Linked DNA regions of Homo sapiens: region 1 is linked to region 2. The links are chromatin contacts, found by Hi-C or POLR2A ChIA-PET in ENCODE. All regions are on one chromosome and are shown on one strand. Each heading gives the region's core, a stretch centred on a gene start or an enhancer-like site at or near the end of the contact. The rest is flanking DNA. Distances are from core to core; before and after follow the strand shown.

Region 1 (2,700 bases), core at 4-2,503, 140 kb before region 2:
TATGATGGCCCCTGTGCACATATTAAAAATTAATAAATTTGTTTACCCTTTTTCCTGTTAAATCTGTGTATTGTCAGTGTATTTCCTAGACCCAGCTATCGAACCTAGATGGTAAAGTCTTTCTTCCCCTGACTCTATTTCAAAGCAATAAAAAAGTTTAAAATGCCCCAAAAGACATAGTTTACTCTATGATTGGATTATTAGAAGACGTTAGCCCAGGGAGGTTCTACTCTGTTTTTCAGGGGTGGAGCTGGTACTAGAATTCACAGCCTGGTTTTCATCCCAGCTGGGCCATTCCACAAATGGAACTTTAAACAAATACTTCTCCTCGAAGTAGAAGCTGGGTTGGGGTCTGGTCTTGAAGGATGGATCTGAAATGGCGGAGGAGAGCCTGGCGAAGCCCTCCGGCCTCCTTCCCAACGGGTCCCAGCTTTTTGCCACTTCCCTACCTTGTATTTGGCTACTAAGGAATCTAATCTGTCCAGTTTTTTATCTTGGTCATCCATAGTGTTCTATAGATCACATAGAAAGATGGTTACAATGTTCAGCACCTCTTGCTAAACATCCTGTCCTGGAGGCACATGGAGAAGGTTGACAAAGCCTCATTCCTCTGAAACATTTCATGCAACGGATTTGGTTGAAACCCCAGATTGTGATCTGGAGTCTTTAGCAACTGTGCTCATTTCCTACCTTGAGCATTTCATTTTTGAGCAACTAGAATAACAACTGGTCTTTTTTAGTCTTGACCAAAGGGGGATAAGGGAACCAAAAATCCTTTGCTCCTCGTTTCCTGTTAGATTGTGAAACAAAAAGGTAAACATTTAACGGAATGTGGCAGCTCAGAACAATTACCCCTATTGTGGCATGAACACTGATTTCTATTCCTTTTTACACAAACTCCTTCCGGTAGAGAAGCTGAACAAAAGAACGTGCCAGCCCAGCCCGTGGGCTCCTCAGGCCGATCAGATCGGGAAGTGAGAAACGCCGGCAGAGATTTGCTCTGGGAAAGTTTGTAGACATTTTCAAAGTCAAGGGTGAAGTGTCCTTGGTTTACTTAGAATCGTTTTCTTTAAAGGAAATCACTGTCACAACTTCAGAAGCCCCGACATGCCTGTGTAGTTATGAGAAGGGATGAAGGCTTCGCATAGCTTCATAACCTTGTTATTAAGAGTCTGGAACTCAGTGACTGGCTGGGTGCTTGACCCTTTGTTCAGTAGCCTTGGCAAGTGCTCTCATTTTCTTCCTTTTTAGGTTTCCCCACTGCGAGCCCTTCGAGAACAATGTCATGTTGATCGATGGCAGTGACTCACACCAGATCTTTCCATGCCTCCTCTGCAAGGACTCAAGAGAGTCGAGAGCAAAACCGTGCCATAGTTCCATAAGGAGGGCAAAGAGCTTTATCCACGCTGAGGAACAGGCGGATCATGCGGCTACAGCACTGGTCTTTACCTTTTAACTGCTTGATTCGAAACATTCCAGCCAGGAACAGTGGCTCACACCTGTAATCCCAGCACTTTGTGGGGCCAAGGCAGGTGGATTGCTCGAGCTCAGGAGTTCGAAACCAGCCTGGGCAACCTGGCAAAACCTCATCTCTACAAAAAAATACAAAAATTAGCCAGGCCTGGTGTGTGTGCCTGTGGTTCCAGCCACTCGGCAGGCTGCGGCCAGAGGATCACTTGAGCCCAGGAAGTGGAGGCTGCAGTGAGCTGAGATCGTGCCGCCACACTCCAGCCTGGGTGACAGAGCCAGACATTGTCTCTAAAAAAAAAAAAAAAAGAAAAGAAAAGAAAGAAAAAAGAGAAATAGTCCAAGACTAGGGAGAAAACCTTCTTTGGGGTCAGTGTGAACCATTCTTTCATTTGTTCAGCAAATGCTTACTGAGGAGCTACTGTGTCCCTGAAATTGCCTCCACCTCCAAGAAGACAGTGGTGAGCAAGTCAGACAATACCTCTAATCTCATGGTATTTATAAGTAAATGGGCCGTTAAAATTACCAGATCAGAAGTGCTGTGTTCAGCAAATAGAGGCTCATGGGAAACTCCTAAGAAGGGCTTCTGAGCTGGACTTGGGGGTCAGGAAAGGCAGAATGAGGGGGCTGACTCATCCAGACTGGGGCGGGGTTGCCGGGGGTGCCTCCCACTTACTATCTGTCTCCTTCTAGACTGACTTCTCTGTCATCATGAATACACCCCTTTAAGACATACATTTAAGAGAAAATAAGAGGATGCCTTATTTATTTAAAGGTTTGTTACAGTTTTACTAACAACCACATACCTAAAGGAAAGTCGCAAGTAGAGCTCAAAAACTTTTTTCTCTGGGGCAGTGAAGAGTCAGTTGCCAGCCAGAAGGCCCACTGAGCCTGAGCACTTCAGGGTGTGCTTCCTACAGATAAGGACATCCTCCTGCATAACAGGAAAGGGGTCCTGATCCAGACCCCAAGAGAGGGTTCTTGGATCTCGCACAAGAAAGAATTCCGGGTGAGTCTGTAAAGCGAAAGCCAGTTTATTAAGTAAAGGAGTAAAAGAATGGCTATTCCATAGACAGAGCAGCCCTGAGGGCTGCTGATTGCCCAGTTTTATGGCTGTTTCTTGATGATATGCTAAACAAGGGGTGGATTACTCATGCCTCCCCCTTTTAGACCGTAGAGGGCAAGTCCTGATGTTGCCATGGCGTTTGTAAACTGTCATGGAGCTGGTGGGAG
Region 2 (2,700 bases), core at 150-2,649:
AACAGCATTGGACACTGGGGATGAGGGAGAGGAAAGTGACAAGGATGGACTCAGGTTTCCAGCTTGTGCCACCTAGAAAGAGGGTCTGCTGTTTTGTGGCATGTATTTTCCCTGGTTTGTCATTTGCCTTTTTTTTTTTCTTGAGATGGAGTCTCGCTCTGTCGCCCAGGCTGGAGTGCGGTGGCGCAATCTCGGCTCACTGCAAGCTCCGCCTCCCAGGTTCACGCCATTCTCCTGTCTCAGCCTCCCGAGTAGCTGGGACTACAGGCGCTGGCCACCACACCCGGCTAACTTTTTGTATTTTTAGTAGAGACGGGGTTTCACCATGTTAGCCAGGATGGTCTCCATCTCCTGACCTCATGATCTGCCCACCTCGGCCTCCCAAAGTGCTGGGATTACAAGCGTGAGCCACCGCGCCCAGCCTGTCATTTGCCTTTTACTTTTGTTTTGGGTGGGGTTAATTTGGCTCACGGTAAAAGAACAGTTTTCCTGCATGTTTTATTAACACTAAAATGAAACGCATTTAGGGTCACAGAGATTTGGGGCCATACTAAACCAAAATTTTAAAAATAAAGTCCTTGGCTGGGCGTGGTGGCTCACACCTGTAATCCCAGCACTTTGGGAGGCCAAGGTGAGTGGATTGCTGGAGCCCAGGAGTTTGAGACCAGCCTGGGCAACATGGCGAAACCCCATCTCTACTAAAAATACAAAAAATTAGCCAGGCGTGGTGGTGGTACCCTCCTGTAGTCCCAGCTACTCAGGAGGCTGAGGTGGGAAGATCCCTGGAGCCCGGGAGGCGGAGGTTGCAGGGAGCCAAGATCAGCCACTTCACTCCAGCCTGGGCGGTAGAGGAGATCCTGTCTCAAAAAATAAAATAAAATAAATAATTTCCTCCGTATCCTCAGAAACAATTCAAAGCCATGTGTAAACCCAAAACTGAGTTCATCACTTCTAAGATCAGAAGAATTTGTGTTTGTTTATGATGAACTCACACACCATAATCTTCCAAAATCATTGAATTCCAGGTGTGACTAAAGCAAAGTTTCAGATTGCAAGTTGACACTGTTACCTGAAAGCTGCACACAACTGCTGAATCACTTTTTAAACAAGCATGAAAACAACAATTTCTCTTGTTCCCAGTACAGCTTTGAGCCACAAAAATTAATTACATCACCTAGGAAATTAGCCCTGCGTTTTGCATCCAAAGGTCAATGTTCAGACTGAGAAATGGTTTAGTGCTTCCAAACACAGGGCTCAGCACATAAATATTTATCATGCAGAGGACAGGAACTCATTGTACATGGCTTGTTTACCTTATCAGCCAGTTACCTGGGGCAAAGAGTCCACTGTCTGCTTCCTGTCCTAATTTCCCTTGCCCAAGACCTTGGGCAATTGTTTATTTGACAGAGTGTTCTGTCCCATTCCCTTTCTTCTGGGAATAAGGGCACAGGATACTAAACAAATAGATCACCTGGTCTGGGAACACCTGATTTCTGGAGAGGCTGAGACTTCTAGGTGTTTGCTAGAAAGATCCAAATACAGGAAAGAGAAAACAGCTGCTGCGTTCACAAGAAAACGGAGGATGCATTTCTCCCCATGACTTCGGCTTGTTTGGGTTCGCATTTCAAGTGCTCTGACTGGGCTTTATGGAATGTCCTGTCAAGCTTTTGATTGTGAAAATAAAGTTACAGAGACACAGGGGAACAATAATCACAGACGCGATTTGTAGCACAGACACGGCCTTTCATTTCATTCCTCTTTTCTGTGTTTACAAATTGCGACTGTTAGAGAAACGTTGGCCAAGCTGGCTCTTTAACCTGGCCACATATTTATTTTGGCCACTCTTAGCTTTTATTTCGCAAGGTCTCATACTCACCAGCTCAGGTGCTTGTTACATAAGAAAGCTCTGCCGGCGGAGTGCCAAAAATTCAGCTCAGCATTTTCTGCCTCCCTGCAGTGGTCCCAAGGAATGGATACCTCTGCAACCATCTGCAACCTGGACCTTTGCAACAGGAATCTCAGGTTAGGTGACACTGGCCAACATGCAGGGAAACTATGTCAACAAGCTAGTTTTCCTTTCCTTCCTTCCTCCTTCCCTTCTTCCCTCTCTCCCTCTCCTCACCTCCTTTCCTTTCTTTCATTTTTGATACAGTAGGGTGTCTCACTATGTTGCCCAGGCTGGTCTCAAACCACTGGCCTCCAGTGATCCTCCTGCCTCAGCCTCCCGAAGCTCTGAGATTACAGGTGTGAGCCTCCAGGCCTGGCCCCAAACTAGTTTTCAAGGGTTGGTTATCACATCCCTTGTATCTTGGTTCTCACCAGTCAATCATTACGTACTTTGCATGGATTTATTAGAATAGATTTTAAATCTCTTGTTTTAGCCTCTTCTACTTGTAGAGCTACCAATCCTAGAAGTTTACTAGCAACTCTGCATTGTTACATTTTAATTTGCATTTTGTTTTGCATATATTTAATTTGCATTTAGTTTTGCATTTAGTTTGATTGTTCATTTGCGTCTCTCCTTTCTGAACTGCCTGCTGTTCTTTGCTCACTTTTTCTATTTTATTATTATTAAGACTAGTCACGTGTAGTAGTGAGAAGGAGGGAAAGAGTCTATTGGAGTTTTAATATCATGTATACAGTGGATATTAAGAATATCAACACTTCCTTTTTTTTTTTTTTGAAACAGAGTTTTGCTCT

What was found. Hi-C counts contacts between places; a loop is a spot of excess contacts on that map. ChIA-PET counts read pairs that join two places held with the same protein, here RNA polymerase II (POLR2A). Pooled maps may share reads with other maps.
Region 1: a map of HepG2 shows a loop between it and region 2 (13-fold over the local background). The contact joins the enhancer-like site here to the promoter of LINC03154 in region 2. A Hi-C loop is called at or near these places in 1 of 168 maps with a recorded cell type or tissue (HepG2) and 1 of 50 pooled maps. POLR2A ChIA-PET finds 5 or more read pairs at or near these places in 7 of 52 experiments (Caco-2, GM10248, HepG2 and 3 more).

The regions. Positions count from the first base shown.
Region 1 is chr1:8,120,223-8,122,922 of GRCh38, forward strand. ERRFI1-DT (ERRFI1 divergent transcript) reads left to right here. Exons shown (of 3, transcript NR_185980.1): 3 at 1,252-2,700. Among named protein-coding and RNA genes, the nearest start is that of LINC01714, 87 kb to the right of the region's middle. RefSeq lists an enhancer at 885-1,194. Within about 2 kb of position 1,254, at least 30 of the 41 ENCODE cell types and tissues checked have a DNase peak (open chromatin) inside an H3K27ac peak, as active enhancers do; they include Panc1, where a contact is called at or near this core.
Region 2 is chr1:8,257,972-8,260,671 of GRCh38, forward strand. LINC03154 (long intergenic non-protein coding RNA 3154) reads left to right here and starts at 1,400. Exons shown (of 2, transcript XR_007065454.1): 1 at 1,400-2,022. RefSeq lists a silencer at 1,718-2,012.